Regions from separate parts of the Mus musculus genome. Here region 2 is linked to region 1. Evidence: chromatin loops called from intact Hi-C (ENCODE). Cell type or tissue: heart. All regions are shown on one strand. Each heading gives the region's core, and the rest is flanking DNA. Links, peaks and the distances in the headings are about the cores only.

The links. A loop is a pair of places that touch in the nucleus more often than their neighbours do. Peaks named below come from ENCODE experiments on the same cell type or tissue, not always from the same donor. Only the 100,000 strongest peaks of a DNase experiment are listed, where the experiment ranks them.
Region 2: a loop joins it to region 1, with 6 times the contacts of the local background. A loop is called at or near these places in 7 of 42 quality-filtered maps.

The regions. Positions count from the first base shown.
Region 1 is chr15:52,448,421-52,465,176 of GRCm38, reverse strand. It overlaps Gm41322 (a long non-coding RNA gene), which reads right to left. Exons shown (of 3, transcript XR_875337.2): 3 at 15,434-15,649. Among named protein-coding and RNA genes, the nearest start is that of Gm41322, 12 kb to the right of the region's middle. In heart, for the core only: a CTCF peak has its summit at 6,145 (motif pointing right); no DNase peak of the experiment used is centred there.
Region 2 is chr15:51,766,521-51,783,276 of GRCm38, reverse strand. Gm41320 (a long non-coding RNA gene) reads left to right here and starts at 8,240. Exons shown (of 2, transcript XR_875335.1): 1 at 8,240-9,701; 2 at 15,199-15,405. In heart, for the core only: a CTCF peak has its summit at 8,009; DNase peaks (open chromatin) are centred at 8,086 and 8,206; H3K4me3 peaks cover 585 bases; H3K27ac peaks cover 981 bases.

The DNA of each region.
Region 1 (16,756 bases), core at 3,013-11,012:
TGCATTCTAAATTCAAGGGAGGAGAGAGGCACAAAGTCTCCTAATTCCAACAATCTTGTCCTCATTTATTTTTACATTCAGCAAATATTTATTAAACACTTACAATGGCCTACACCGGCAATTACAAATAGGTTCCATCTTGTGTGCCAACTCTGATCAACTGTAGGGTTCTCTCTGCCAGTCCCAGTGCACATGTGGGCTCAGCTGGAAAGTGCCATGAGTGATCAGCAGCCTGGCCTACCCAGGTAGCATTAAACAGCAGTGACAGCAAACACACCAGGTATTTGGTAGTTCCTGCTGCAGCCTCTGGAGATGGAGCAATAAAGGAGATCCATGCATAGTGTTAAGGAACTACATTCCCTGACAACAAGAGTCCATAGAGGTTTATTTTACCTTTTGACTTCCGTTCCTTTTCAGGAGATGTCCCCTGTCATTCAAGCCAGCACTGCTTCATATACTTGTGCATTTTGCTCAGTGATTTCATCGGGAACTGCAGCATTTGCAGCTGGCTATAGCTCACCCCCTCGTTAATGCACAAGACTAATTCATCTCCTGCCCAGAGGAATTGGAACTGACATTACAAAGAAAAATTGCCCCCCAACTCAAGAAAAGTCTGTCCTGGACCGATCTCTGAAAGTTCAGCTCCCTACAGAATGATACAATTTGACATCCCAATTACAGCAGCCAGGAGGAGAGTGGGGGATGAAAGGAAGGGGCTCACATTTCAAGCAGTAAAGGAAAACCATTTAGTTGGCTTGCATGCAGATGAAAGAGACCTCAGTCCCTGGAGCTAATTATTCACGGCATTAATTCAGGATGTGAGAGACATAGGATGCACCTTTGTAAAAATGCCCCGAGATAGTCAATTGAAGCTGATTAGTAAAAGCAAAGCTGGAAGGGAGGGCTGAAGAGTGTGTGCAGGGAATCGTGATTCATGGTGTCTTGTCTAATTTCCCGAAGAATTGCTAGCATGTGCATTCTATAAAAATCGATTAATCACTTGAAGCCAGATGCACCCTTTATTGAACCTGGCCCTTCCTTATTAAATATAGAGATTAAGACCAGGAATAAGGAAATAATACTTAGAATGGTCTATCATCATCCTTATATATTTTACTGCTAATGAAGCAAAAATACATTTATGTTGAGATAATCAAATCTAAAACTCAAGCGTCTCTTCAATTTCCTGGTACAATTAATGGAAGAATACAAAACTCCATTTCAAAGGAAGGCTCTTCTTCACCTTCACAGTCATGATAATTAAAGCATGTGGATTGCTTCCCTTTCAGGTCTTAATAAGGGGTGAGATCAGTCTGGTTCTACAGATGGTGGAGTCTAGGTCATGCTTGGTGTGTTTTATAAAGAAGAAAAAAACGCCTTTGCTGAGGCAGAAATTCTTTCTTCCCGTGGCATCTTCAATGAAGACTTTACCATTTTGTATTCCTACCCTCCTTTTCTTGTCTTCTTGGGAGAGCCATTCTTTTGTTCAGGAAACTTCCTTTCTCCTTTCAATTGCACCTTTGTAATTCCAAGTAGGAACACCTATAATTAGGTGTGTTCCCTCTCCTGGCTCCTCCTCATCACAGAGATGTCTTGAGATAGGTCAATTTCTTCCTTGGTGTTTTAAAACACTGGAACAGAATGAGATGCAAATAATTTTAACCTACTGTCTGAAGTATGGGGGGGGCAGATTTCCCACTGTGCACCATGGCTAAGATGGGGGAGAGGGTGATGTACAAGAAGAAAGGGAGAATGGAATGTACAGAACTAAAAAAATAAAAAAATGGAAACTTCTGACTCACATTTCCAATATCCTCTGTTAATTCGTCAATTTGACTAAACTAGATGCTAAAAGAAAAATGGAGGCTCTCTATGACGAAGCACAGCAGCTCGAAGAGTGTTTATCTTTTCCTAGGGATGGCATATGTGTTACAAGCCCTTATGTCTCACCACAGCAAGCCGTATTAGTCACAGTAACATTTCCTGCCGACCTAAGACATAGTTTTGCCATCGTTCGGGGCACAGTGCTCTTGGAACACTTCGGTTAAAATTGATCTGAGTGGGTGTTTGAGAAAAGACACATTGAGCCTGATTCTAGACCAGTTTCCTCACTTAGCTTCAGAGGAAATCAAGGTCGAATAAAGACAACAAGACGTTGAATCTAGACTAGACTGGACAGTTCTGATGGCAAGGCAGGAGAAAGTCTGCGGGGGAGTAATACCATAATTAAAATGTTGGTGTTGGTGTCTCAGTTCTGCCTTATAATGTCTTAGTAGCCCCAGTAATCCTCAGCAATTTACACTCCTCATACCTCATTTACAAAGTGGGAATTTTAGCAGTAGTAGCTTCCTCATATAGATAGTACAGTCAGTTAATCTGATAATTAGTGTATAAGGTCTCTGTCATATAATGAGTACTGACTATCGTTGGGGCAGCAGGGTCAAAGCTATCCAGTAATTATTCCATCATATTGACAAGGGTGCAGAACATGAAAGAGGATAAACAGTGGCAAGGTCACGGAGCTGCTCATCTAGGGTGGGCTGTCTTAACCTAAGTGTTCCAGCTTAGAAGTAGTGAGCGCACTACAACAGACTCTGCAACCAGTTTCTGTTTCTGTACATTGCCTAAAATATTATTTTACCCCTTCATTGTAGGATACTAAGAAACTTGATTTGTGTTCTTACTTAGCCCTTGACACAGCTGACAAGGATCCTGACAGATAAATTGGTGCAGACTTGTCTCCTGGGACCTTCTTGCCCGAGCAAACATGTCCCTTGTCAGCTGGTTAGGAACAGGTACTGAGATCTGGTCCATTCCAACTCTCCTTTATCTGTCACTTTCAAGGTCAATGAAAGCTGTGACCTCCTATAAGAGCAAAATTGTTGCTTTCTTCCTAACCTTTGTCTTACAAAACCTGTGTCTTCTTTTGTGACCATTTTTTATCTTCATTTGACCAATAAGGAAAAGTGGCTCATAGAATACTGGTAATTGACCCAAATCTAAACAGCAAGGAGAACTGGATTCAAATGTCAAGGACCTTGACCGGATCAATACTATTAGGCAGTATGCATGACTGGAAAGTCTGAGCATCTTTCAAAGGAGACATGGATATCATGGAGTTCCAATCAAAGAGTATTTCTGGTTCTGAAAAAATTACACTCTTTATTGGACAGGTCTTTAGACAGGCCAGATACAGATTAGTCAAGACCATTTTTTAATGAAATTGTATTTTATATTGTATGTTAATTACTTGCTATTGCAGAATTAATAAGGAAACTTAGAGGAGGCTTGCCATCTTTTATCTTGTGATTTAAGGGTAATTTGTGCTGCCTTTCTGCACCCTTTTCTTAAAGACTTTATATTCTCTTTTAAAGTAAGATTTATTTATTATATTTTAGAATTGGGAGGCAATGAGGGAGGGAAAGAGGGAGGGATGGAAAGAAGAATAGAGGGCAGAAATAGAAAGAGAGAGAGGAAGAAACAGAGACAGAGTTAGGGAGTAGTATGTGTTTGTGCGTGCATGGACCCACAAAGGCTGGAAGGGGTGTTAGAGTCTCTGGAACTAAAGTTACAGGAAGTTGGAAACTGTTAGATTTGGCTGCTGGGGACCAAGCTAGAAACTTCTGCAAGAGAAGTAAGAGCCTTTCACCACTGAGTGTTATATTCTTATGAGAATTTCCTTCTATCATTCTACTTAAGGCTGGGAAGTAGAACTCTTTAGGAATAAAATCGCTTAAGATTTTTTTTTCCTAAACTGAATAGCTAACATATCTTAAAACATGAAATTTTCTTGAAGAGGGGTTTTGTCTGTGTCTTGGCTTTTAAAACATAAATAATATTAATAATATTTGGAACTGAAAGATAACATAGGTAATTTTTCCAACAACAAATATGTTCTTTTAAAAATTAATTTTAAATTATTACTATTATTATTATTTGCATGTGTGCATATGATATGCAAGTGTGGATATGCATGTGCCCCGGTTTGCCCTAGGATCAAAGTCAGGTCACCAGACTTGCACTGCAATGTCTTTACCTGCTGAGCCATCTCACAGATAACTTCTTTCTATCTCTCTCTATCTATATCCATATCTTGTATATCACTATAGATAAACAGATTTATAGTAGATAGATATAGATAGCTAGAGAAATGGAGAGATAGATAGATAGATAGATAGATAGATAGATAGATAGATAGATAGATTGATTCACATTGGGGGCCCATTGTGTTATTTTATGAATACACCGTGTCTTAGTTTGGGTTCTATTGCAGTGAAGAGACACCATGACCAAGACAACTCTTATAAAGGCAAACATTAATTTTGGGGCTGGCTTGCAGTTTCAGAGGTTTATTTAGTCCATCATCACCATGGTGGGGAGCATGGCAGCATGCAGTGTAGGCAGACTTGGTACCGGAGGAACCAAGAGTTCTACATCTTGATCTGAAGGCAACAGAAGGAGATTGTCTTCCACAGCCAGCCAGAAGGAGGCTCTCTTCCACACTGGGCAGAGGCTGCACACAGGAGGAAACCTCAAAAGCCTGCCTGCTCAGTGACACACTTTCTCCAACAAGGCCTCACCTACTTCAACAAGGCCACACCTTCTAATAGTGCCATGTCCCATGAGCCAAGCATATTCAAATCACCACACACTGTGTAAGTATCAGACCTGAAATTTCATTTAAATGATTAATATAAATCTTATTTCTCAGGCAATTGTTAACCTTAAGGTAGTTTTTAATGTCATAATTTTGTGTTGATCCAATGAGACAAGTATTTCAAACATAAGAGTTTCCTTGGAAAGAGTGTGTATGGATGTGTGTGTGTGTGTATGGATGTGTGTGTGTGTGTGTGTGTGTGTGTGTGTGTGTGTGTGTGTTTGGGGTGTGTGTGTGTGTGATTTAGCAATTGATTTTAATAATAACCACAGCCTAACATAACACACATTTATCTAAACACAACAAACCTGCTTCGACATAGAATGTAGAAAAAAAGGCCAGAGTCTTAGGAGATGATTAAATGTTTGTAAAACACTTGTGCCTAGCAAGTTTCATCAGAGGGTCACATTACAGTTGTGAAAAGCTACACCATGTAAATAATTGGATCATTTCCATAGAAGACATTGTAAATATATAACCTGAAAACTTTCTCACTATCTTTTAAAAATTCTTGCCCTTATTGCTTGGTTATTTTGCTGAGGGTTACTATAAGTTTAATATGCTTTTACATATTAGCAATAATTTCTATGAAACATTCTATATTAACTTTATATCATGACAACCGAACTTGTATTGATACTTAATGCACATATGTGTGATATATTTTTGTGCCTGAGGCCATTTATCTGCAAATATTGCTGCTGAAGGTTAGGCTAGCTGTTTCCTGGCTGTCTCCAAATTGCTACAGGATGGATTTTCTCAGACACAGAGTGTGCGTGGTCAAGATCTGTATCTTGCCCATATCGTTAGTTTCTTGTACAGCTGGATCTGTCCCAGTTCACTGCCCCAGAGCAAACAGAAGCTATTAATATTTTAATGAATTACCTTTGGGGCGCCATGGAAAAAAGAAGAAAAGAAGAAGAAGAAAGCAATAAGATTGCCAGTTTCCCTGAGGGATTGGGAAGCCTGAGGCAGTTTCATCTCCTGTCAGCCTTGGTCCTTGAAATGTTTCCCTTGCTAAGTCTCCACACTGTCATTTCTGACTATCTTGGCATGCCTCAGCTACACCATAGTCAGCTCTTCCTTTCTGTTTTGCAATTATCCAGTTTGCTGCTGGGGAAAAAGACAATCTCTAGGCAGTGTTTGTAACACATTTGGGACCATTTGGGGAAAGGAGAGAGAGAGAGAGAGAGAGAGAGAGATTGATTTAACTCTAAGCTAAAAATCACATCCTATTTCCTCATTAAATAAAAGGTAGTGTTCATATCTGATATTAGCCTTGACTAATACTATCATGAAAGATTCATTTCTAGTCAGCACCCATAAAGACTTTCTTAAATGTCAGTGACAAAGAAACCCCAAAAGTATTGTGCATCTTCCTGGTGAGTTTACTCCAGGTTTGAGCAGTGCATTAAATCTAGCTCTGGGATTTTTCAGCCCTTGAAGCCATGCCGGTTAAAGGCATGCTTGCAAAGTGTGACAGAGCCACTAGATGGCAGGAGTGCACCGCCTAAGATGAGAGCCATCCTCAAGCAGATAGCTTCAGCCTCCCTCCTGGCAGATGTGGGGGAGGAGTTGCTGATTATTGATTGGTTCACTGACCCCTGTCTCCTCCTCTTCTCCTCTAGCTCTAATTGCAATCCTGGATGCGATTCTCCCATGGCCACCTCTGTCAGGGTGGGTGGCTTCAAAAACTGTCTTGCTGGACCCTGTAAGTGGATCTGCAAGATGACACAGCCTCTTTAGTTCAAGGTGGTCTGAATATCTTTTAACTTACCCAGCCCAGTAATCCTGGAAACTGTCAGAAAAGAGTCCTAAATATGCCCCTGACTGGGAATGCTAGTTTCTCCAAGGATTAGTGTGGTGGGTCAATAAACCTGCCTCTGATTAACACACCTGGTTTTTCTACCATGCTTGTCTTTGCTCATTCATTTCCTCTTCCATTAAATGTGTATGTCGTTCCTACCATGAATTAGGTGCCAGGAATACAACCATGGATGAGACATATTCAGGCCCTTTAGGAAGTCTTCTGTTTAGGTACCAGAGGTTTTTAAAGGCATGATAGATGAGTGATAGTTGATACAGAAAGGGCAGATGCAGGACATGTTAGCATCTCTGTTGTAGAAGATAAAGAATACAGACGATTAGAAATGGGACAGGCAAGGAGTTGGAATAGGAAAATCTCAACCTAATGTCTAACCTAGAGATTAGAAGAATCTGCAACTGAGGTAGGAGAGGGTGCTGTGAAGGAAGAAGTTGTCTGGCTAATGTGAAGCCAGGCATGTGGGCAGAGGACGAACAAACCAGGACCAGATTGAGACAGTCTCCCCCATGCTTCGACAAAAACATTTCTGCTTGAACTTCTTTGATCAGTGGAGAGCTGTGAAAGATCAAGTAAAAGGCAGAGCCCTGGTCCTATCCAGTATTATAGACAGATCAGGCCAGAGCCCTGCTCCTATCCAAACATAGACAGATCATGGCAGAGCCCTGTTCCTATCTAGGTTTTGTAGAGACATCATTCTGATGGCAGTAAGAGAGAGGACAGTGTTAGAAAATTACAAAGTTTGTACAATTACAAAAACCACAAGTTAGATCATGTAGGGACACAGTCAGTATCCTATGAGCAAGATCAGGAGGATATTTGGAGGGTTTTGTTGTTGTTGTTGTTGTTTGTTTGTTTTGTATACATAGAGTGAGAAAACTACTGACTAACAAATGACTTCCTTTGTCTGCGGCAAGTACAAAGAAAGAGTAGCCAGTGAGTGGGCAGTTAATGTTGAATCTCAATGTATAATGTTCAAATAGCACAAAACTGTAAATTTGCATCATCCCCCCAGCTCCCTGACATGAGTGGCTTCATGCATGGTAGGCTTTACATAAAACGATATCTGGCTGATATATAGCTTCAGGATGAAAGAAAGCACTAGTTTCCTAATCTTCACGGAGCTGAGAGATCAACTTTTTTTCTCTCCTTAATAAATTCCTTCCTTGAGTTTGTTTCTATTACACATTTTGGATTTGGCTGCACATACTGTATTTTCAAAGCCTTCAATAGACATCTCAGTAAAACTAAAGTAGAAGTTGCTCAGGACGAATCAGCAAGCACTGAATTGATAGCACCCCAGAAAGCAATATAAAAATATGTTTTGAATGGAATGTGTATACAATTCTTAGAGGTACTTTTGACACATAATTTGGAAGTTTTCTATGATTAATAGTACCATGGGAATTGAAATAAAGAAAGGAAGATGAGAGAAAGAGAGGGAGAGGGAGAGGGAGAGGGAGAGGGAGAGGGAGAGGGAGAGGGAGAGGGAGAGGGAGAGGGAGAGGGGGAGGGGGAGAGGAAGGGGGAGGGGGAGAGGAAGGGGGAGGGGGAGGGGGGAAGGAAGGAAATGAGACAAACAATTGAGTTATCTAAACTTCCTGGCATTCTAAAAACACACAAATCAACAACAACAACAACAAACCAAGGAAGCATAACAGAAGATAGCTAAACATTTAAGTTCTGAAAGAAGAGAATTGAATGCATGGTCCACAGACTGATGCACTGTAAACACATGAAGAACTGTGGCCTTCTGCAGGTCCAGGCGTCAGCCAACAGTGCATGTCCTGACTCAAGATTTATTGCTCTTTACTAGGTTGCAAGCACAGCTAACCAACACAGGTACCTTCCTTCTCATCACTCTTAGGCCCCACGAAGGACAACAGATCTCAGGCAAGGAAACACAAGTGCAATGCATTGCCTTAATAAATACGAACCTTGAACTAACTCTCCAATATTTCTCTTCTTTGTGACTGTGCTTCCGTAGAAAGAAATGTGTGCCTGTGCTTGTGACATACAGCGGAACAGAGCCACAGGACACAAGTACATTGCCTTGGCCATCATTCCAGAGACAGAATTCTGCTATGTTTGTGTCCACTTGAAATGAGCACCCGCTGAAAAGAGACAGGGAGTCTCCTAGGTCCTTAGAAAAAGGCTGCTGCTGAAAAGTGGGAAGTGTGCTAGACTTCGTCTCACATATCAACTCAAATTGATTGCAATTGGCTGCACGGAGTGCCCTGCTGAGCAGTGTTAGTAAGACAGAAAGATTGTTTTTCAAATGAGCAATTGCTTAGGAAAGGAGAGTAGAGGCACAGAGCATGGATTCCTTAATCTTTCACTACACTATCGCTTAATCAATATTATTGACATATTTAGAGAAAGGAAGCATAGAGTGGTAGGAATGTACTGTTAAACACTGTGGAGATCAGACAAGCCATCTGAGACGGGAAAAGCCCGTTGCTGAGTCTTGGAGACTCTCGAATTCACTTTTTCGGGCAGGTGAATACTGTTGAAGGATAAACCTAGCTGATCAGTTTTGATTATGGCTTTGGAATTATTGAGAATCTGTGTTCAGGGAGGCCTCTTCCTATAATTGCATAATAGGGTGTTTTGAAGCACAGTGGATTATGCTGATATGAGTGAAAATGCAGTGATCAAACGTGGATAATTTTTCTAACAATCACGTGAAACATTTATCATCTCCATGTGTTGGGAACATTCAGTCAAGAAAGGCTTTGAATTTAACTTCAACGTTCACTATGACTGGGAAGAAACTCAGCAGATACAAAGTGTGGGTGCCTAAGAAGCAGATAAAATCCTGGTTCTGAAACGATATGCCCAAAGATTTGCTACAGGTTCTGGATAATGCATTTGGTCATGTCTACTGACATGTCTTGCTGATCATTCCAGACTGCTCAGGGACACAGCTTGGAAGTAGCTTGCTTGTGACTTTGATAAAACCTACATCTGTTAGCCAATAACTGAACTTGTAAAAATAATAAAATTAAACCATGATATAAAAGCACATGATTCAAGAAACTTGGGGTCTACGTTTGAACTGATACAAACTTTAAAAATAGTCAAATATGACAATTAAAATGCATGGATTCAAGTTTAATGATTTTGGAAAGAAAATACTATTCAGCTTTGCTTCCTCTGGCTATCCGAATGTGCTAGGGAATAATGTATTTCCATATCACTCTCAGATTCTAGGGCAGGCTGGTACTTGCTTGGTGTTTTCTATTTCCCATGACTCTGATACCTCTTTTTCATCATTACATCTCCTCTGATTGGACTCCTCTGCTTCCCTGTCTATAAGGGCATCTGTGAATTCACTGGAACAATAAAATGGCCCTTTCTCAAGGTCCTTAATCTATTCACAATTCCATTTGCTGTGTGAAACAATACATCCATACTCACAAGCGATAGACGTGCAGGTTCCGTAGGGATCTTTGGTTTTGAAAGTTTTTACATGCAGTTAAGATTATCTGCACATTCTGTTACTGATGTGAGATTTTTTTTTATTGTATTTTTATCTCTCACCTAAAAGACAAAACAAAAGTAAATGTGAAGCAAAGCTGATTTTTATTTCTGCTTGTTAAAATCCTTGGGACAAGGATTGAATCCAATAGGTTGAAATGAACAGGAAAAAATGTCAATTATTTGGTCTTTGGCAGTTGGTATTGTATTTCTTACAAGTGAATACCTCAAGATTGAGTCACAGAAACTCCAGCTGCCACATAAAAGTAAGTGGGAAATAAGTTTCTTTTTAAAATGTACCTCAAAACACTGCAGACTCCAATGCAATACCTGAGACATTCATGTGCAGTTACATATAGCTCAAGAAGAAATGAAGAGGAGGAAGGTGGCAGCAGAGGAGAAAAGAGTTATGAGCCACCACTTTCAGCAATAACCGGGTGGTTTATTATAGTGCTCCTGGATTTACTATATCCATGCACAAGTTCACATGCTGAATGTCCCCAAACGACAGTGTGACGCTAAGATGGAGAAGCCTGTAGTGTTTTACTCTGTTCAAAAAGAGAATTTTTAATGAGTTAACAGGAGTCTATTGGCTTATGGTTGGCACAATTGGAGATCTATAGTAGGTCAACAAGGCTGCATTCCATCTGTATGGTTGAGACAGTAATGTGTCTCCATATTATTTGCAGATTCTAGAGCTGGCTCATCCTTGCCTGGTGGATCCTTCCTCCCCTAACTCTGACAGCTCTTTTCCATCATTGCATTACCTCTGAGTTTCATGCCTCTGCTTTCCTATTGACAAAGGCTTTTATGATTATACTGGGACAATATAATATCCCTTTCTCAAGATCGTTAACTTATAATTCCATTTGTTATATAACATAACACACCTATACATACACATTATGGAGGAGATGGGACCACAAAAGTTCCTGTACCATGATCTCCATGCTATTTTTATAGTCATGGCATTTATAGGCTCTTCTATTCCAATTAAACTGCCATTTATCATCTGAAATTTATTAAGCACTAATCTCTACATCAGGCTCTATGCAATAGCATATAAACCAAGTTTAAAAAGACAGAGCCTAGCTCACCATGATCTTTGATAATCTTTAATCCAAAGGGTTCATTGGGGGAAATAATGAAAGATTTTTGATCTTTTATTAACTCAAATATTAAGTGATCAATTTATAGACAAGCATCTAATTTTGAAGATTATTATTTGCCTTTAGGAGTATCTGATGTTCACAATGTCTTCTGCAATTTCAATCTCATTGCCTTGACAAGAAGGTAAACCTGAAGTTGACCGTTATTAATTGTGCTTTCCTATGTGAACACATGTGTAGACCTCACCATTGACTCTTCTTAGGTCTTTGTAACTTCTTTGTGGGATGAATGTAGAACTTGAATCTTTGAGTTAGGAAAGCCCTGGCATGCTAAACACATTTTCTCTGAGTCAAGAATGATGAGAAAAATGTGGGCAGTAGAAGTCTGGCCCATGAGGTGTCAAGGGTGCCCAGTGACTTTATTTGAAACTGAGTTAGGAATTCTTCATGGCATATTTTGGTAAGAAATTTGGCTACATTCTGCGATGCCCTGAGAACTTGTATGAAGCTGAATACAGAGATAGAAGACTAATTTGACTGAGAACACTTCCAAACCATATGGAATTCATGTATATCATGGTTACTGTTCATGGCTCTCATCCAGGTCCACAGTGAAAGTAAGAAAATGGTGAATACGGAAAAAAAATAGTGTGGATTTTACTGGGGAAAGTTATGTGAATAGTTTTAAAATTTTGGACAAGGAGAGTACAGACAAATGCAAAATATCAACAATTAGTAAAGAGACCAGGCAATTGGTGAGAAACCTGGTTCCCTTCACTGAGAATTTGCAGCAAAGAGATTTCCTTAAGTTTCAGATTAGACTTGGGCTGCTAACTTTTAAATAGTATTAGAATTGTTAAAATCTGTTGGGACCTTTGAAATTGGAATGGATTTTGGGGTAATGGGATAGCCATGAACTTTTGAAGATATAGGAAGGAAGATTATTGCTTAAAGGTGGTAGGTTCAAGTAAATAAGGATTGGAATTGTGATGGTCAAAAATTACTATCAACTTTGTAGCACATGAAATCAACCACAAGACAAGCTTCTAGACATTGGAGTGAGTAATTATCTGGATAAGATCAGTCTGTGGGGAAAAGTGTAAAGGATTGTCTAGATAGGATGAAGTGAATTGAGAACACCCAACTGTCCTATGGACAGCATCATTCTGGAAGCTAGAGTTCTATTCTTAATACAAAGGAGAATACAGGCTGAGTATCAGCATCCATATCCCTCTGTGGTGCAACATGACCAGATGCCTCAAGCTCCTGCTACTCTCTCTTTCTACTACATAACCAGAAACTGTAAACAAAAATAAACTACTTCCCCCAAGTTGCTTTTGAGAGGTATTTTGTTGCAGTAGTTACACATGCAACTATTAACCAAGACACAAGCAAGAAAAGGATTTATACGATCACAAGCAAGAAAATTATTTATATCTTTTGTGCTTTGATGGTGGGAAAATTTATTATGAAGAAATAGAATTGCTATGGAGTGAAGAGTAGGTGTCTAACTATATCTAAATCAACTTCGTCATTAAACATGGTCATATAGGAAGAAAATCTTAACCCATGTTCTGTGTTTGGTAAACCATTCTGGAAGAAAGTTAGCTTTTTGAGAATAGAAAATCTGTTTCTGCATTAAATATTGACATAAGTTGCGGTGTGAGTGTAGTTCAATAATTCCCCCTTTAGGGCCTGCTTTCCATATCTGTAAAATTAAATTTGGACTGAACAATATGCATGATTTCTTCTATGCTTTAATTTTTTATGGTTCTAATGATTTTGGAGAACATTGAGATGAACAAATCAATAAAAGAAATGGATGTATAATTGTCACTCACAAGGAAGGAGCCAACATCTAAATGTAACTGTTCACCAATAAATTTGACAGGTCTATACAAAAGTATTGAGAATTTAGACTGCAGGCTTAGAAGGTGATAGAGTTTAGAAAGTGAAAAACTTTTATTGGGCTGATAACAGTGAGCTTTTAAAGTATGGCAGTGATTAGGCAAAGCTTTCCTAATTCCTCTGCCATTAACTCACAAAGGGTATCACCTGTTACTCGAAATGATGTCAATGTGACATTTACTTCAATTATTCATCATAAGAAGCCTGGTCCTGTTTCTCACTCACCACACGTCTGAACCTTTCAATTTTTGTGACTGTTTCCACTTTCTTCTGAATGTGATCTTGGAAAGGGTTGAGACAACTGAACATGAATAACAATTTATCCTCATTCTCTGAGGGGTGGGAGGATGAGAAAGGGACTTACGATTTTCTGATGTTAGATAGCTCAGTAATATTTAAATATATGTTGGGGAAAGCAAGCATTATTTTGTAACAAGACAATAAAATTATATTGTATTTTAGATAAAGGCAGAAAATAAGGTAGTTTTCATAATTTTAAGCATTAGTATGACTGCAGACAAATTTAAATTGCATAATTGCATTTTTAAAAACCTGACTTTACCTTTGTCTGACTTTTAAACCTGATGTTTGACTACCTTTGTCTTAGTTTAAATTACTGTTGTCTTTAAGATGCCATAGTCTACCAGAAGGTAAACACTGTGAACACAAAGGATCAGGGAATACAGAATAGGACAGCATTAATTCTGAATTAGGTAAGGGTTACATTGGAGACAAACTAGGGAATGCCAGAGGTAGGATTTAATTATTTATCCTTCTCTTAAAACACAAACTACCAATTTGTACTTCTTCAGTTCCCCACTCCTACATATACTGCCCAAGCCTCTTGCAGATCAGATCTAGTTTCTTTCCTGGGCCTTTGTGACTGTGGCAGGTAGGGTTACTCTAATAGTAATATCTTATTACTGTCACTGCAACCAGTACCCAGCACTAACTGAGATGAAAAGTACCTGTAACCTGTAAAAAAGGTAAAAGACACTGACTATCAAGTTATCTCAGGGGAAGAGATACACAGTGGACTGACACAGTCAACGTGAGCAAGGAGGCAGAGTTATGGCACTAGAGAGATGAGTCTGCCCTAGAAAGAGCTTTCCTTGGGCTTCAATCTGTGGTCCATTATTGGAGAACATGTCAGCATTCACCAAATGACAGATCCTAAGAACCTAGAGAGATGATACAATTTATCACTAGAGTAGGGTTACCATTCTAAAACCTATATTTATGAGGGAACATAGCTCATATACAATGAACAGCAAAGTCTCCAATCCCCTGCAACAGCTTCACTATCCAAACACAAACATTGGTCTGCTTCATGTATCTGTTGATTAATTTGCATTTTCAATAAGTTTACAGAGTTGGAATTATAGGTGCTGAATCTTTCCTTGAGAGCTTCAGTCTCTCTATGTTGTTGTAGCTACCAATAGTCATGTAGCTTGACTATCTATCTGCTGCATGGGCTGTCATTCATTTATTTACCCAAAGACAGATATTTCAGATTTTTTTTTGACGTTTTAATTTTATAAATAAAGGTGCTACGGGCATTTATGTAAAAATAATTTCAAATTTGACATACACATAAAGCCTAGATCTAGGTTTTTCTTTGCTACTTTATTCCTGTACCACTTCAGGTTGTATCAGAGAGCACTAAAAATGGACCCTATAATTCTATCCTTTGAATGTCTTACCCAACGCTTCCATTCCCTCCAATGTCAGACAGTCATCTCTCAGCAGAGGTCCCATTTTATTAGACCAGTGAGTTGGGTACCTCACCTGAGCCCTGCCTTCCCTCAAATGATATTGCTTGCTTGCTGGTCTTGTGTGCTCACTGAGGTAGGAACTTTACATGTGACCCAGGATGTTCTGATCCTCACTAGGCAGCCCCAACTGGTCTCTAATTTGCGCAAATCCTGTGCCAGCCTCTGCAGTGGTGAGATCACAGGGATGAACACATATATGCCTGCCTTGAGAACCTCTTGGAGAATAAGAACATTTCATATTCATCATGGTATCATCACGATTTGTAAGATCTTCCTAAACACATGCTAAATTATTGAAATAAGTGAGAAGTAAAGATTGGTACCAATGATAATCACAAGGGAAGTTGAGAACGTTCCATAATTTGATCCTACGGCTGTACAGCTGTACTCATGTACTAAAATTTTATCGTATGCAGTAAATGGATAAATTGTATAGTGTGGTTTCAGGTTCTTCCTCTCCTCTCTGGGTATCCAGACTCTGCCATTGCACAGGTTTGGAGAGGACTAGATGAAACCTGGAACAGATGGGGTCCGAGTCTGCTTTTCCCTCTGGAGTGTCAGACACTGCTACACAACAGGTTGCAAGGATGAAGCAGAGTCTAGAAGAGGAAGGGGGATGAGGGGGTGCTTCTGTGACAATCCTTAATGAAACAGCTCTGAGACATTGTGCACATATGGTTACTTAGGGTGGACTTAGGCACAGACGCTTTATTTGACGTGAACCAAGGGTTATATAGTTTGGGGGAGGGAGTGGGAATATCCCGGGTGGACAAACGTCATTGGCTGAAGGCTTAAGGTCACGATGGCGCTCTATTTACATGGGGAAGCATGCCAGGTGCTGGGATATATGACTGACAATCTTGTAGCCACTTGGTTGGAGGTCACCAGGTTACATGCTCTGAGATAGACACAGAAAGAGGAAGAGAGTTAGTTCTACTTCTGTTAGTCTCAGGATGAGACTCTAATCTAGATTTTTAAGATTTCCATTGAAGGAGTATTAAAGAGTATTTTAATAGACACTATCTTAAAACTGGTTATAATCTTACAGGAACAGTAAAATAACATTATAAAAAGCTCCCTTACATTCTATACCCAGTTTCTATTACTATCTTCCAAATTTGATTGACAGCTGTGACATGTTACTACTGATTAAAGTTAATAGTCTCTATGGATTTTTTTCAGCCTAACTTGGTGATCTTTTCTGTTCCAAGTTATCATCAAAGATACCATAATACACTCAATTGCCATATCTCCTTAGACTTGATTGTGACATTCTCTTCAACTTCCCTTGTATGCATTATCTTAATTTTTGCTTGACTGTTCTTGAGGCTGGGTACAAATCTAAACTCACAATGAGGTTATTTATTTAGGTTCTGAAATAATATGCAAGTGGAAAATCTCCCACTTAGTGGAAGGAAGATGGTACATTTCTGTTTTTATTTTTTTTAAACAATGGCTAAAGATCATGGAAGACTTAATATTTGGAGAAAAAATATATTTGGTCAGCACGGATGAAACGTTTTTTTTGTGTTTCTACAATAAAAATGTGGTAAGTTCAAGAGAAGCTCACTAATAGAGATGGAGTTTTTGAGTAACAGTGAGGAACTCAAGAAGAGCAAATCACAAGATCTCTATGAAATGCACCCGAGAACTCTCAGGAAATAGTCTGTGACATGGTGCCACTGCAATGTGCCCTCTACATAAACAACAATGTGTTTTGGAGCTTAGAGACAAATTATAATGTCACAGCTACTGGAGAGGGAGAGAGAGAAAAAAATGCAAGAAGGTTCTAGACTAGTGGTTCTCAACCTGTGGGTTGTAGCCCCTTTAGGGGGTAGGGTCAAACAATCCTTTGATAATTGTCACCTAATACCATTTGAAGTATCAGATATTTGCATTATGTTTCACAATAGTAGCAAAAGTTCAGCTATGAAATAGTAATGCAACTAATTTTATGGTAAGGTCACCACGACATGAGGAACGGTATAAAAAGGGTCATCTCATT
Region 2 (16,756 bases), core at 4,967-12,966, 680 kb after region 1:
CATCAGGTGTGTGAACTTTTCTGTTGGCTCTGATGAGATGGATGCAAACAACTGGAGAAACTGAGGAGGAGGAGGGCGAGCCTGGGGACTCATTTGTTGGAGTAAACTATTATGGCTTTGTCGGTGGCAACTTTTTACACAAATAGACACTCCCTGCAAAGCATCTTCATCACCTTGGCTCCATAGCTACAGGTAGAACCCAAGCTGATTACACAGAAGCTTTAATAGTAATTTCATGAAGGCAGGAAGATGTTCAGGACCCTCCCTCCATGCCCAGTTTGGAAACTGTCTTAATTGTTAAGAGACACGATAACCAACATACAAAAGAAAGCATTTAGTTTTGGAGCTTGCTTACAGTTTCAGATTAGTCTGCGATGATCATAGTAGGGGGTGAGGCAGCAGACAAGCATGGTGCTGGAGCAGTAGCTGAGAGCTTACATTGTACCTGTGGGTCCCCCTCCCCCAGCAGGGTCTCAGGCAGCAGCGGGTACAGTGGGTGTTAATGACCTGGGAGACTGGTGGAGGTGAAATGGAGGGGCTAGATTATATTAGCTCAAGTCAGGGGGAAAGTGGGTGGAGGGGAGGAAAAAGGACAAGGGAGGAGGTACTGCATCAGAGGGAGGGGGCTTCCAAGCAGACTTCCAGTCACGTGATTTCTGAGAAGCCAGTTCTGTGGTGATGAAACAGAAGCCTACCCAGCTTTATCATGGTGTGGCCTTTGTCTCTATGGAGTTGAGTAGTCCCAAGCCTGATTTGGGTAGGGAGAGGCCCCACACCTGCTGTGCTCTCTGAGAGCTGTCAGGGGGCATTGGGCAGCCACTGTACTTACTGTCCCTCATTTGACTTGGGAACCCACACTTGCCTTCAAGATGGAGAGAGAGAGAGAGAACAAGAGAGAGAGAGAGAGAGAGAGAGAGAGAGAGAGAGAGAGAGAGAGAGATAGTAGGTAGGCAGAAAGACAGTCTGGTGTGGGCTTTTGAAACCTCAAAGACTATCCCCTGGTGTCATTCTTCCTCCAACAAGCCATACTGCCTGATTCTTCTAGAAAAAAAGTTCATCACTGGGAACCAAACATTCCAATATATGAACCTGTGTGGCCACTCTTACTGAAACCACCACAGGGAGTTTGGCCACTCCAAGGTGTCTGCCCTATCCCAGAAATTCATTTCTGAGTACTTTAGTCAATGATGGTTCTCATATGCGTTGTTAAATATCCTTTGGTTCAGTTGTTACTTGACCAGTTAGTATGGGATTGGTTTGTTACAGAGTTCATTGCATGGAACTAGATGTTGAAGTCAACTACATATTCTTAGAATTTAGCCACTCTCTTTTCTAATTAATTAATAGCCAGTAGTCTGTCAAAGAGTGAATATATTCTCAGTCTTGTTAAATCAGCCATCACTGCCTGCCACCATCATGCGTACAGTTAAGGGACAAAGGACAATGTCTCTGAATGTCTCTCACTTGAAAAGTTCTTTCCTAGTTTTCAGATACATGAATTTCCTTATGTGCACGTCCCAGCCACATAAGAATTCTAATTCTCCAAGGAGGACTCGTGAAGCAATGATAGGTACCTCTCTCAGTTCACAGATGACCGATTTTACATTGAACACAAGAATGACAGCCATTTCAATAATGCAGGATGATCCATTTCCAAATGACCTAATTTAAAGCTGATTGCAGGAGAAAAATACTGCTTCCCACATGTGGGTCTCAAAACACAAACTTGGGAGTCCCCATTTCTTTCCGTAGTAGTTGGTTCAAGACACTTCACTGCACAGCCATTTCTGCCTTCCCTTGTGGACACAGGCAAGGATTTGTTTAACTCTCAGCCTGTTCACCGTCAGTGGCAGTAAATGACCCTTACCTAGCATCCTTCTTTGTGTGAATTGAAAAGGATTCTTGTTTTATCAAACACCCTGCCTTTCCTCGCCTTTAACTTATTACTCGACTTTCACAGGCCCAACTAATTCTAATTTCAAGCTGCCTGCAATTCTTCCATTTTGATTCTTGCCCTTCCCCGTGTTGAGATTTTAAAATCGTGAGGGCGTGTGCGCATGCGAATGCACATGCACACCTTTAAAAACCAGTCACAAAGATTTTAATTTGTTCCTTGATCTAACCATGCATCGTAGAATGTCATAATTCTCCCATCAGGCAGGCAAGTGTCCCAATAACCTCACCGAGATCACAATGGTGAGGGGCTATCTTTCTCTGTGAGGCGTGCGGCTCCCATTACCGCTAATGAAAGGTCTTCATGTGCATTAAGGGGGAACTGGGCCTCTAATGAGATACAGAGAAGAATTGGAGCTGATGACTTCCGCTTCTAGCCCGATGCACTATAACAGACGTGCACTCTCCTGAGGCAATGGGCCAAAGAAATATGACACGCATGCGCTGCCCACATAAAATATCTCTTCTGATGGCAAGGTTGCTTTGGCTTGTAGTCTGTGACACTTCATACATCCTGAGGGGAGCTTTCTGGAGACAGAAGAGCCAAGGATGGAGAAGAAACTATGGAGACAGGTTACATTATATGTGAGATCGTTTTAGGTTCTATTATTCTCTTCGTTAATATATTACTTTACAACTTGCAAAGTAGTTGTTCATATGTCTTATCCTGCTCAGATACAGTGGGAAGCAAATGTCCTTGGTACAGAGAATCCTGAGGTACGGAGATACCAGCCAAACTACTCACAGGCGATGGGACCACTTAAGCAGATTGTGATGAGCCCACCCCAGAGTGCTGCACCCAGACTGAGAACTGGGCATGACAGGTGCTTTCGGGTTCATCCTAACCTTGCCTTTCTGGTTCCCTTTTGAAGTGTGCTTCCACTTGTGCCCTCAGATTTCACAAGAATGCTTTTCAATCATCTTAGTAACTTTTGCCCCTTCAGTAACTGAGTTGGTTTCTTACTTTCAACATCAAAACAACACCCTCCAAGGCTTATTTGCCGTCAGGTAGGATCCAACAGATTTGGGAAGATAAGAATCTTGAGAGTGAATGTGTTAGTAGAAGAAGATATTCGGAGGCCTGGTCCAGTCTTTGCCATCACTAACACCCATTCAGAGGCAAAGCCGGGTCCCTAGAGCTCTGTTGTGGGTCCTGAAACATCCTAAATCCTGCAATCTTTCAGACGAGCCTGTGGCTCAACATATCTCTAAGCCCAAATGTTGTTCCTTGTATGACTGAGCTTTTCTATGTGCAAGTTGCCCTCCAAGGCATCTTGCCTGCCCTTGGAACACAAGTACTGTGTACTTAAAGGGGAAGGAGGCTTTAGATGGGGTTTAGAGCTCGGTCTCCCCATCACCTTGACTCTTCCAGCTGGGAAGAGGTGGTCCTGGCTGCTTTGCTGGAGATTGGTGGTATAAACAGGTGGCAGGGGATTCTAAATTTGGTCTGAGCTGAAAACATTTCAAGCAAACAAAATTCAGCTACGTTCTCTTGACAGTGAAGCATTTCTTCCGAGATGCAGATGTCAGTTTTAGTGAAGTACAAATCAGCATCGACGATGGGAAGAAAACACTTTGAGGGCATTTGTGTGTGTTTAAGAGCAGCTGCTTCTCACAGAGCCCTGCATAGCTGGACACCCCTTTGCCCTAGCTCCTGGGCTTAAGGTGATTTTGCAGAGAGCCTTTCCTAACCCAGAGGGGAGAAACGTGTGATTTGTTAGCAACAAAGACATTTGCATTTCTGATGTTCCTGTCATTCTGTTCATGCCTCTGTGAATTCACAAATGTACAGAAATTCAGAACTCATCTGGGGTAGAAGAGGGAGAAAGGGAAGGTGTTGATTTTGCATGCTAATGAAGGCCTGATGTGGTAAATCTCAGATGACAATTTCCTGTCTTGTCCTGATGGACTGGGACAATTTGGGGGGGGGGGCGGAAGGGGGCTCTGCTGGGGAGTGCTCAGAGGCAGCTGACAGGGCAGCGACTGCCTGAGCCCTGATAATCACTGTTAGCAGTAAGTCACTGAAGCACCCTTGGACAGAAGATGATCTTCTTCCTTCTTGATCTTCCATGTTGCTACAGCTTGCTCCGAGGAAGAGAGCCCAACTGGCCAACCACCAGAAAGACATCACCTGTCAGTTCAGCACCTTTGTTCTTGACACGAATCTGGCTTGACTTTTGAAAGTAGAGCCCCAGCATGAGCAGAAAGTATGACTACAAGCTGCCCCTTTCAAGAGTGGTGTCAGATGTGGGCCACGCTTTGAGGACTTTGGGTGCCCATCCAGGAAACACAAGCATCAGCCTCTGCTCAGCGCTCGGGGTGGCAGGGACACTGGTTTGTTGAGTCAAAGATGTGTTTCTCAAAGTACTGCCCCATGAGCATCACCTGCAAGCCTTTTAGGGCAGTGAGTTCTCCAGACTCATTGAGTCAGGAGGATCCCTGCAGGAGGTGGGGAGCCTAGCTAAGCTCCTTGGGGGCTGGACACAGTTTGGCCTGGAATCTGGCTATGTCGCCTTCTGGGAAGGTTTTTCGTTTTGTGTTCTTTATCAAGTCTGAAATAAGCCTATACGGTTTATAAGTCCAACCTGGCCCCATTTTTAAGGTACCAGATGATATTGGGAAGACTTTACACAGTAACTCACTGTAACCCCAAGAAGTGGAGAACCGTGCATGATTATTTCAGGCCTTAGAGAAAGAGAGATGGAAATGAGAGGGGTAAACAAAGGAGAAGGGGGCTGGGAGAATCTCTCGTCCAGACAGACTTCCAGTTGTAAGGCAGAGAGCAGGGACATATCTGTGTTTGGAGTGTAGCGCCCAAGTCAAAAGAGGTCAGCACGCGTGACATTTTATAACTGTACACTGAAAATCCTGAGACTATCATGCTCTGGGATAGATGTAGACCTGGAGCCCAAGGTGGGAGAGAAGTAGGGTACTCTATTTCCGACCCTCATCCTTACCTCCCCAACATTAGGATCAAGAAGTCAGGTAAAAGGTGAGACCAAAGATTAAAAAATGTAGAGGAAGCCTGGCATGATAGCGCACACATTTAATCCCAGTGCTTGGAGACAGAGGCAGGCAGATTTCTGAGAGCTCGAGGCCAGCCTGGTGTACAGACTATTATGGTTTGATTTTGTTGTTGTTGTTTTGTTTGTTTGCCTCTGAAATGCCTCCAAAATATTGCCTATTGAGTCTTCTGAGGGAATTCTTGTGTAGCTAAGTGGTATCAATAGAGTGTGATGCCAAGAGTAAGCAAAACCAACATTCGGTGAAGGAATTTCTTGATGACCTTTATAAAGCGGAAGGGACATGTGGTTTTTAGTTAGCTGCAAAATCCCTACTACTATCTTATTCAGCATGGGACACTGGGGCACAGTGAGGCTGCAAACCTGCATAGCTTATGTCCATGAAACAAAGCACCCAGGCACAGGGAACGGACAGTCCCCTCCACCTCTCCCCTCCCCCCACATCCCTTTTACTTATCCAACTTTGGTTTTTGTAGTGCTCTCTGTTAATGATCTTTTTGTTGTTGTTGTTGTTAAAGAGTATATAGGAGTTTTAGATTTAATTCCTTACAGCTTGCATTTAAGACTCTGGAAAAATGAGAAGTAATTGGAAGATAACAGTAGCAGCTGCTTAGCCAGTTGTTTCAAAATATGGCAGTAAAATCTTCAACTTGAGACTCGCTATTTTTTGCATGCACATGTCTGTCATTGGCTGTGATAGATTTTGAACCTCCTCACCAAGTGAATGCTTTAGGAGGGCAGCGGAGAAGGCTTCTGACAGCTTATATTTTATAAACTTTACATATACCAAAAAATTGTGCTTCCCTTAGAAAAGGAGAGGGACGGGTGCTAATTCTATGCCAGCTTGCTCAACCGACTCAGGCTAGAAGGCAGCCTCAGTTTTCCCTACCACTGTTGGGAAAAGCGACCCGAATTGGTTGGGCACACAGATCAAAGGACACATCCTTAGAGGGAGAGGGGAAGTTTTGGTGGAAGATGCAGATTATTTGCATCACAGATTTGAGGTGTGGGGCAGGCAACATGTAAAGAAACGCCCCATTACCACCCTAGGCTACAGCTTCCTTATTCCTGTAAATGGAATTAGCCCGCAGCAACTGCTTGGTCTACACAGGGTATTTCAGTGGAATTGGGGTTTCATTTGCCTGTGGAGGGAGGCACTGGTGCATCTTAAATTGGTCATGACCCTCCCCCTTGAAGGCATCCTCCCTGCCCCGCCTCCCTGCCCCACCTCGCCCGAGAGCACTTGCTCTTCAGGGTGAGTCTTCAGAGTAGCAGGGGATGGATGGCTAGCTGTGGCCCTGGAGCTTGATGGTGGCACCTCAGTACTGTGGGTTACCTGGTGGGGAGGAGGAGAGAGCCCTTCAGCAGGTCTAAGAAGAGTCAGCTGTAATTTCTTATACCTGGTGCTACCTTTGTGGGGATGAATGGGAATTTTCCTGCTAAACACAGTTTTTTTTGGGGGGGGAGTGAGGGGGTAAGAGGTTTGTTTGAACGGTATCAGCCAGTGATCTTTACTTTGAAATTCCCAATTTTTTTCCCCCATAAAGTGAAGTATATGACAGGTTAGCAGTGTCAGCATAGGAAAGGGAGGTAGTCCTATACCAGGGGTTCTCAGCCTGTGCCTTTTGATCCCTTAGACAAACCTCTTATCTTCAAAAATATTTACACCATGATTCATAACAATAGCAAAATTACAGTTAATGAAATGGGAACGAAAATAATTTTATGGTTGGGGGGTCACCACAACATGCATTAAAGGGTTGCCGCTTTAGGAAGGATGAGAGCCACTGTCCTAGACACAGCTGGCCCTGGGCCTGAGTGCTTTCACAGTTTAACTGTTTGCTGCCGGTCGTAGCCCCTCCTGCTTCCTCCTTTGCTGCCCTTCTCCAACTCAGAAACTATGCCAATTGTTTTCCTTTCATGAAACTGTTGTATATGATCTACAAAAAGATAACACTTTCCCTTAGTGGGGACCAATCCTCTTATCTCGTTATATACTAACAATTACTTACTTGTGCAGTAACCCAGGACTTATAGAATCAAATTAAATTACTCATTAAAGGGTAGGCACTGGCCGAGTAACCACAGAGCCCTGTTGCTAGCAGTAGCTCCCAGGGATGGTGGGAGAGAGTCATGGGAAAGGAGACACAGAGAAGGGGATCGGACAACTTTTCTCCGTAACAGCCTTTTGGTATTTCAGACTTCGTGGGCCATGTGTTCAGTACAGCGATTGCTCACCCCGAGGCAGTCAGAAGGCCGCTGGAGACGGTATAGAAATGACCAGGGTGGCTGTGCTCTTGATAGGTGGACTTGGGAGCTGATACAGGAGCTGGTCTGATGTGGGCCTGCTGTAGTTGCCTCGCCCTACCTGAAGGCAAAGAAAAGCAGTGAGCATGAACATAAGTTAACGGAATGTTTGGAGAGCCCCCTCACTTTGCTTCCAATTCTGGCACTGACCATATCAAAAGAACGTCTTTGAAGCATAATTAACTGCTGACCAGGTGGTTTAGCACAAACTCATGAAAGAGCGTAGAGAAAGATACATTTACAGAGCCTATGTAAATATACAGTTTTATTTATCAGGGTTTATTACTTTTTATAGCAGGAATTACTACCGCGATGGTCCTTGGGAATATGGTAATAAATAAGACCATTTTCCTCTTGTCTGTAGAGAGCCGGTATTCTGGGGCGATTTACTTTTGGAGGGGTGTATGATTTAAATGGAAAGTGGTTCTGTGGCTCCGCAAACACGGTTCCCTCCCTTTTTTTCTACCCCGAGTAGGATGGCAAAAGCAGTCTGGAGCAGTAAAGAACTTGACTTGGTCTTCCTGACAGCCAAGGGCTCAGCGCTGTAGAGTGAGGCTGCAGCTTTCGGTAGATGAATCCTCCGCGCTGTTTCTGCCAGCGGCAGCTGTTTCCGGCACCTGGTTAATTAATCCAGGAAAGGCCAGTGCTCATTAAGAGTCCCTGGTCCCAGAGCTGCGTTTTTATGGGTGGGGAAACTGAGGTACTGCAAGGGTTATGGGTTTGGCTCGGCTCACAGCCTGCTGGAAGCTGAAGGCAGGATTCAGGCCAGCACAGCCGGTGGGCCCTAGGAACTGGACCAAAGCCTCTCTCCCAGGACGTCTTCGTCTCGAGGGCAGCTGAGACTTCTCAGACCCACGACTCCAATTAAGCTTAAGAAGGATTCAGAAGACTGGAGGCCCCCGCTGCGGGAAGGGGGGTGCGGGGGGGGGGGGGTGGTAGTGCTGCTTTGACAAAGGAGGGGCTCCAATTGGGAAACCAGATGCTGCTTCCGGACCAAAAAAACGCTTAAGAATTTTGGCAGCCTCAAGAGGTCAGAGCTGGAGGCTGCAATGTGTGGACAGTGCTGTGGCTTAGTGGCTCATGGTACTGTGCTCTCTGTAGAGAATTGTCCTGGAACCAAAAACGGATTTGTGCCTTGCGGGCTCTGGTTCCCTGCTTGTCCCAGGTTCCAGAGTTGGAACAAGCTCTCCATCTTCCTTCCCAGCCTTTTGCAGGGTTGTCACCTTGGAATGAAAGGTGTATTGCTTCCTCCAAAAAATAGCAGGGAGCTAGGAGTAGCAGCGGTGTGAATAGTGTATGAATCGGCTTACTTATTACCCTTTCGTGTTTCACAAAGTCAACCCCCCTTTTTGTCTTGCGATTTGCTTCCATCTACCCAGAATCGGCGTCCCCCCTCCCCCCGCCCTGCCCATGTTTTTTATTTATCTGTGGTAAATTAGTGAGTTTAAAAAAAAATGTTGGAAAACTAGATCATTTTAGTGTTTATTGAAAGGGGATATAATAAAAACAGGGTAGTCCCAGCTTAGAGAAGAAAACTGTAATCAGAATCACAGTGATAAGATGAAGGCCAAAACTAGCCAAAGGGTACAACTTTGGAAGGACTGAAGGCCAGCGGCCGTCAGAGATGGCAGTGGGTCCAGGAGACGACTCTCCACAGCTCCAGAAGCCACGTGATCAGTGTTTTTCCAAACTGGTATGGAAAGGTAAATGTTAATATCCAGCAAAACATGTGATATGCATTCTGGAAAACCTAGCTAGCGGAAGCCTCCCCGAGATCAGCGGCTGTGTGTGCTGTGTGTGCTGACCAATGTGCTTCCTTCTGTGGGGGCAGGATGATAGGAAAAGTATTTATATTTGCAAACAGTAGGTTTTTATTTGTTTGTTTTGAGACAAGGTTTTTCTACATAGCTCTAACTGTCCTGGAACTCACTATGTCAACCAGGCTGGCCCTCAGGAAAAAGAAGGGATCTGGGTGGAGTGGGCAAATCCTGCAGATGGTCACATGATTTCACCCCTGTGAAGGACGGGTAGAATAGGGAGGGAGGGTCTTGGTCTGAAACCCAGATCTAAGGATGTTGTGGCCAGTAAGGGGGAGCCCCTGAGGCAAGCAGTCAGTGCTCACAGGGCCTGTACTTACTGGAGGCTGGGAGGGGCACTGCCTTATTCAGGCCGCTATGGATTCAGAGCCAGGCTGGGACTAGCTATCTCCACAGCAGGGGACCAACACAGCACAGTTTTGAAGGCTGCCACTTTGCTTACCTAGAGCTAGCAGTCTCAAGGGGAGACAGGCAATCAATAATGACGTTGGTGTTCCCTGATGTGCAGATGTCACTAGGACCAAGAAGCAGAAGAGGTCCTGTCATGTAACAACCACAGAAGGTTAACTGCTGGCCACATTCGGAGGAGCTTCACTGAGAGGTCAGAAAGGCACACTGGACTCAGGAGAGACAGGCAGCATATTGGACAGAGAGAGTGAGAGATGGGGACCGAGGGATGAGCTGGAGAGGAAACAGAGAGGAAAGGAGTGAGAGGGGCAAAGAGGGGAAATAGAGAGAGGGGGAGGGCAAGAATAAGAGAAAGAAAAGCACAGAAAGAGGGAAGGAGAGAGCAGCAGGAGTAAGGGGAGGTTAGGTGGGTGGGTGGGTGGTGGTGGTGTCTGCTCTCTAGCTCAGTGTAAGACTCCAAAACATAGAATGGTAGAACTGCCTATACCTCAATTAACCTAATCTAGAAAATCCAAACACATGTCCAGAGGTTTGTTTCCATGGTGACTCTAAATCCCCCATCACCTTGGCAATCATTATCATCCATCACGATATCTAACGAACTGTCCTTGGAATTCTGGGGGCTCCCAAAAGTTATTTTCCCTGGTGCTGTTCCTTCTGGGGTGGGTACAAAGCTCACCATAGAACAGCAGGGCCTTTGTTCAATCCTCAGCGCTGTAAACAAAAGTAGAAACATGGTTAGAGGCACACAGCTCAGAGATAGAGCACCTGCCTATCAGGTACAAAGCACCAGGTTCAATTCCCAGTAACGTAAAAGCAAGCAAACTAACCAGAAAGCTCCAGCAAAAGAAAACCAGCTTTGTCTTGCCCTCCAATGCATACATTTTAAGGAAGTGCAACGGAGACCTTGTGCATAAAAATCATAGTCATCAAGACTTGCTCCTTGCAGAGACTGAAGGAAAGGCTACCTAGAGACTGCCCCACCTGAGGATCCACCCCATATATAGTCACCAAACCTGGACGCTATTGTGGATGCCGGGAAGTGCTTGCTGATGGGAGCCTGATATGGCTGTGCCCTGAGAGGCTCTGCCAGAGCCTGACAAATACAGAGGTGGATGGTCACAGCCAACCATTGGACTGAGCACAGGGTTCCCGACGGAGGAGTTGAAGAAGGGACTGAACTGAAGGAGCTGAGGCGGTTTGCAGCTCCATGGAGGGAGCAAGAGTGTCAATAGGCCAGACCCACCCCCCCCCCCGTGCTCCCAGGGACTGGACCACCAACCAAAGAATACACATGGAGGGACCCATGGCGTTGGCTGCATGTGTGGCTGAGGATGACCTTGTTGGACATCAGTGGGAGGAGAGGTCCTTGGGCCTGTGGGTGTTCTATGCCCAATATAGGGGAATGCCAGGGTGGGAAGAGGGGAGTGAGTGAGTGGGTGGGGGAGCACCCTCATAGAGGCAGGGGGAGAGGGAAGGAGATAGAGCATTTCAGAAGGGGAGACCTGGAAAAGGGAAACCATTTGAAATGTAAATAAAGAAAATATCCAAAAAAAAAAAAAAAAAAAAAAAAAAAAAAGGACTTGCTCCTTGGACAGTGGAATATACTAACCTTATTGATTAACATTTTCTTTCTCATATCATTTATATTAAGGATCTCTCAGATTTGAGGACAATTCCAATCCTTTCCACTGTGTTAGAAAATGATGGCATATATAAAAAAAAAGGGTTATCAAGCTAGTTTTGGGAGTGTGTCTCAAAGACACACTATGCCACACTAAAGTTTTAGAGAATAACCGAAAGACTTGTTCACGCTACGCAAGTGTGTAGGCGGCTTTGCTAGGGCACTGTACAAAAGGGTCACAGTGCATTGGCAGCGGTGAGTGAGGGGCCAGGGGAGAAACCGCTTTAGATCATCTTCCTGGACCTTGTTCTGAAATCGCAGCTTTCTATGCACACTTAGAAACATTAGCTGCTTTGACAACCGGGCCAGAGTCTTTAAAACCTGGTTCCTTTCTCCTAAGCTTCCCAGCTAGAGCCTGGGGTCAGGATAATCAAAGATCCCACCATAAGGTCCTCAGATGGTGAACCCACCCCTTGAGCTCTAATATCTGTTTCCTTTGAGTTTCAGGCACCTGTACGGATAGGAGTCATTGTTTTCTTCCTCACCCCTGAGTATGTTAACAATGTATGTACTGGTGGTGCTCTTTTGGTCGTACTCTTACCTAAGAGTTCAGTTCTGTGTGATGAAACACCCCGTTCTGTTTCTGTCCCTCTCCGCATCTGAAATGTGGTTCTTACTAGGTTATACTCAACCTTGGTCTGACATGAACATCTAGACATAAGCCTGTTCCTTCTTGGAGAGCCCTGTCTCCCACACATACCAGTGTGTCTGAGGCTGCCCTGCCCAGCCCTGGGGCATTGCAGACAGCGATAAACAGGAAAGTGATGCCAAGAATATTTAAAGAATAAAAAAATGGAATTGGAATTAGAATCAGAAATCGGAAGGAAGCAAGGAGCAGAGAGAAGGAGGACAGGGAGTAGGGTGTGCTGGGGAAGTAGCTTAGTTGGTAGAGCACTTGCCTAGCATTCGGGAAGCCCTGAGTTGTGTGCCCAACACTGAATAAAAGTCGGCATAGTGGCACATGCCTGTGCTCCCAGCACTAGAAGGTAGGCACAGGAGAATCAGAAGATTCTCTTCTAAATAGTGCATATATATGATAGACAGACAAAAAGGCAGACAGACAAGTGACAGATACACAGATGATGTTATACCGATAGATGATAGATACATAAATGATGATAGATGGATAGCTAGATATCTAGATAGATAAAGAAGGAAGAGGAGAGAGAATAGAAAGAGGAAGAAAAGAAAAAGAAAAAGCAGGCTGGAGAGATGGCTCAGAGGTCCTGAGGTCCCAGCAACCACATGGTAGCTCATAACCATCCATAATGAGATCAGATGCCCTCTTCTGGTCTGCAGGCATACAAGCAGGGAGAACATTGTATACGTAATAAGTAAATAAACAAATCTTGAGAGAGAGAGACAGAGAGAGACAGAGAGAGAGAGAGAGGCAGAGAGAGAGAGAGAAGTTGCAGAATGGCAAAGATCAAAGAGGCCCTGACCGTCTTATATGATTAGCCACATGATTGATAGGCTCCCCCTTTGAATGACAATTATCAGCTGGTGCCACAGACCCTCTGGGTCCCTTTGTTTGCGTGGAACAGGTCTCTGGTCGAAGGTGGGCAAGGAATCAGAGAAGTGAAAGACAGACCAACACGCAAGATTGTGTAGAATCTGAATGTAATTTGTCAAATTGAGCATCAAACTTTTTATACAGAAGAAAATAGGGAAGTTAGGTGACACATCAACAAGGTACAAATGAGGTTACTGGATGCTTAATGACTTACACTAAACAGAGGAATGTAAACACAAAGATTGGCAGGAACTGGGCAATAAAACAACTGAGACAAAGTCAGCCCTATCTAAGGTCAGCTATAGTCTTAGAAGCCAGGTGTGAGATCTTTACTCTCCTAGGGCAAGGGCTTTCACACCCAAGTCATGGTTCTAATTAGGGAGTTCTGCTCTAACTAGCCATCTCATGAATAATGCATTACCCTAAAACCACAGCCTGATCTGATCTACTTCCTAAACCATTGTAAATTCCTGTATATGGGAGCAACTTGGCTTTTATTCTAAGTGATAGTGTAATGCCAGAGGCAATTCTGAATGTCACTGAATAGGCAACATTGAATTCCAAGCCCATGGTCAGCTCAAGGACTTCCTAGGACGTTGGAACACTGGCGAAGGCTTAGCTATGTCAGAATTCAATCTTAAAAGGCACTTATAATAAGATAATACTAAAAGAGAGCACGTGGATCCATACACCAGACTAACACAGGGATAGAGTATGAATATACAGGTTATGAGAATGCCAAAACCCCAGGAGGTGAGTTCCTTTTGAAACTCTTTTCCTCGTGAGTGCTCCCAGGCCTCTTGGCCTGCCAAATAGACTTCACTGGAGTGTGCGTGCGTGGCAAGATGGCATCTGCTGTAGCATCCTATGATGCCTTTGTTTGGACCTGATAATGCTGTATTGAGATGTTGGCTGCTGCCATGTTTCTGGCCTGCATTTTCTCATTCCCTACTCTCTTTAGCCTTTAATGGTCAGAATTCAGGATTTACAAAGGGGACAATGATAGAGATGAGGCATTAGTTTTTAGAGTGTGAACCCCTGAACATGTTGTGGCCTAAATACAATTTAGGAGCCATAGTTTTTAGGTCTAAAGAGGGAGTGCCACTTCTCCCAGTCCATGGTCTCTTCCCTTGCTACTAATATTCCTTTTGAGGAAAAAAAATATGCAACTCTGTCTCCTGAAATGCGAAGTTAGATGCTATGAAGAGCTACTTTCAGTGTCTTGGTCTTTGTAAACAGGAACCTGGCTCGCCACTGCCCTCTAGAGCATTCAAACCTCACAGTTTGGTGGGTGAGTAAATGCAGATGCAGGGGACTGGCCATAAAGACTCTACAGAGCTGCTAAACCAGCAGAAGATCTGGTGGCCACTTGTGCTCTAGCCATGCCTCAAGTCAGTGGCTAAAGATGCAGCCATGGTTACCAGGCAAAAGTAGGGGCCATGTGGGCTTGTCCAGTAGGAATAGAAGCCACTGGATGGGCAGTTCCAGGGAAGACAGTGAGAGACAGAGAGGAGAGAAACGTGGAGAGAGAAGGTGACTATGAATCCTGCCATTCACCTTTTATCATTTACTGGGTTAGTTAAGCTTACAGAGTTGGGTTCTGACCACAAAACCTGGTATGTCCATTCCAATTATTGGTCATTTTCAGAATTCACAAACTCATTTTAATATTTTGTCATCCTTTTCAGGAGTATAAGCTTCCTTCACCAGTAACAGTGCTTTCTTATTTGGGTCTCTGCCTCTCTAATTACAAACTCCTTGACTGCAAGGGTGGAAATTGTTTTCACTGTTGACTCCCTTCTCCTGTCGGAGAGTAAGATCTTCAAAGAGCATCCTACAGTATCCTACAAAACAAAGCAAAACAAAGCAAAGTGATGCAAAGCAAAACATAACATAACAAAACAAAACCAACAAAATGACCTGGTTTTCAGGAAACTTCCCTCTGGGTAGATTAATGGCCCTGGGGTCACTGGTGGCCTAGAAAGTGGTCTCTTCTCATAATTAATCTGTCCATCTGTTGTCTGGATTATGGACTGGGCAAAGTATGTGCTGGGAAGGAACACGTTCTCTGACTTTCAGAGCTCTGAGCTGGAGCTGGGGCTATGTCAAGTCTGGTTAGGTGTCCTGCACCATGTGGTGGTGAGGTCTGTGTGTGGAACTGGTTAGGGCACATTGCTGTTGCAAAGAAAGTCTGAGTTGCCACTACCTTAAAAGGTTGTGTTGCTCAGTTCTGCTGTCCTTGTGAGCCCAGATGTCATGGTAACTGGGGAAGTTGGCGGAACTCTTACAAGTCTTCAGATATGCTCTCCTCCATCCTTCCCAGCATGCCCGTTGTCACATGCCCTTTGTCACGTGCCTTTGTGCTTCTGGAATCAAGGACTAGACTGCATGTTTTCTTCCTGGGCTGACCTGCAGGCCTGCAGGCTAACTTTCTGGTCTTTGGAATGCATCAAAAGTTGTTTTGTTTGCCAATCTCAGTCTTTGTCTTCACAGTTCTTGCATGTGTCAACCTGCTGCCGGCCAAGACCAGCTGCCACAGAGATGCCACCACTGAAGCCATCTTAGACCAGCCAGATCCTTGCCCAGCTGGCAGGTGGCCACAGGCCTGACAGCTAGCTGGGCAGAGAACAGAAGAGCTAACCATCACGGCCAGGCACAGGATCCTGCATCGAGTAAATGGTTGTTATTTTAAAAACGTCACGATGTGTGTGTGTGTGGGGGGGGCTTATTTATAATGTATCACAAGCTAGCTGATAGTCAAGAAAGAAAAGGATTTTTATAGAAAAAAATACGTCTGGAACACACTAGATTACACAAAGAAACTTTCTTTGCAGTAAGTAACACTCTACAGTCTTCTGATGCTAACCTACACAGAGAAATTCTGGGGCATGGCGGGGTGCTCAGTAAGTCATATTCTGCTCGCAAATGTATATCCGTGGGAATGCTGCCTTCCCACCCTTTTCATGGATCAAGGTATATATAAAAAAAAAAAGCTATGTTTTAGATTGCATAAAGTGTTTTGAAGCTTTTTTACTTTGTTACCTGTATTGAAAAATCAAAAAATAGGGCTGGGTTGGGCATGGAACAGTATACCTCTAATTCGTATGCAGGTTTTTGAGTTGAAGACCATTCTGGTCTGTAGACACTGTCTCAAAAGCAAACAAACACCCCCATAACCCAAACTAAAAAACCAACTAAACAAACACAAAAGAAAACCAAGATTTAAAAATGAAAGGCAAACATTTCTTAAAATTGAATTTTGGTTAGCGTGAGTGCATACACACACACACACACACACACACAAATAGTTTTCACAGTGTATTTTCATACAACTAGATCAATATTGTTCATTCTAACTTGTCCCCACATTGGCTTCCCTTTCTTCTCTCCCCACAAATAAACCTTCCTTAGACTTTCATCTTACAAATATTCTATTCTCTTTATATTCTTTCTTTTTCTTTTCAGACTTTCTCTCCTCTTATAGTCTCCTTCCTACTTTATACTCTTTCTATTTCTCTCTCTCTCTCTCTCTCTCTCTCTCTCTCTCTCTCTCTCTCACATACACACACACAAATCCAGATTTCACACGCCAGATGACACATGATATTTGTCTTTTTGAGTCTAGTTTATTTTGTTTAACACACTGATCACCATTTCCATCAATATCCTGGCAAATGTTATAATTTCATTCTTCTTTATAGCTGCATAAGAATCCATGTGTATATATACACACCATACAGTTTTGAACTCCATTAGCCTGTGGATGGGTGTCTAGGCAGGCTCCAATTCCTTGCTGTTGTGAATGGCACAGCAGCAATAAACATGGCTATATCTTGGTGGGAAATTGACTTAGAGTCCTTTGTGTCTGTACCCAGGCGTGGTAAACCTGAGTTCTGTGGTGCTTCTAGTAGTTTTTAAGCAACCTCCACACTGTTTTCTATATTGGCTCTATCAGTTCCATTCTAGTGTTCGAAGGATTGTTTCTCAACATCCTTGCCGTGTTTGCTGTCATTTGTTGTCGTTACTGGTTTTTAAAAGCAGGCAGATGACT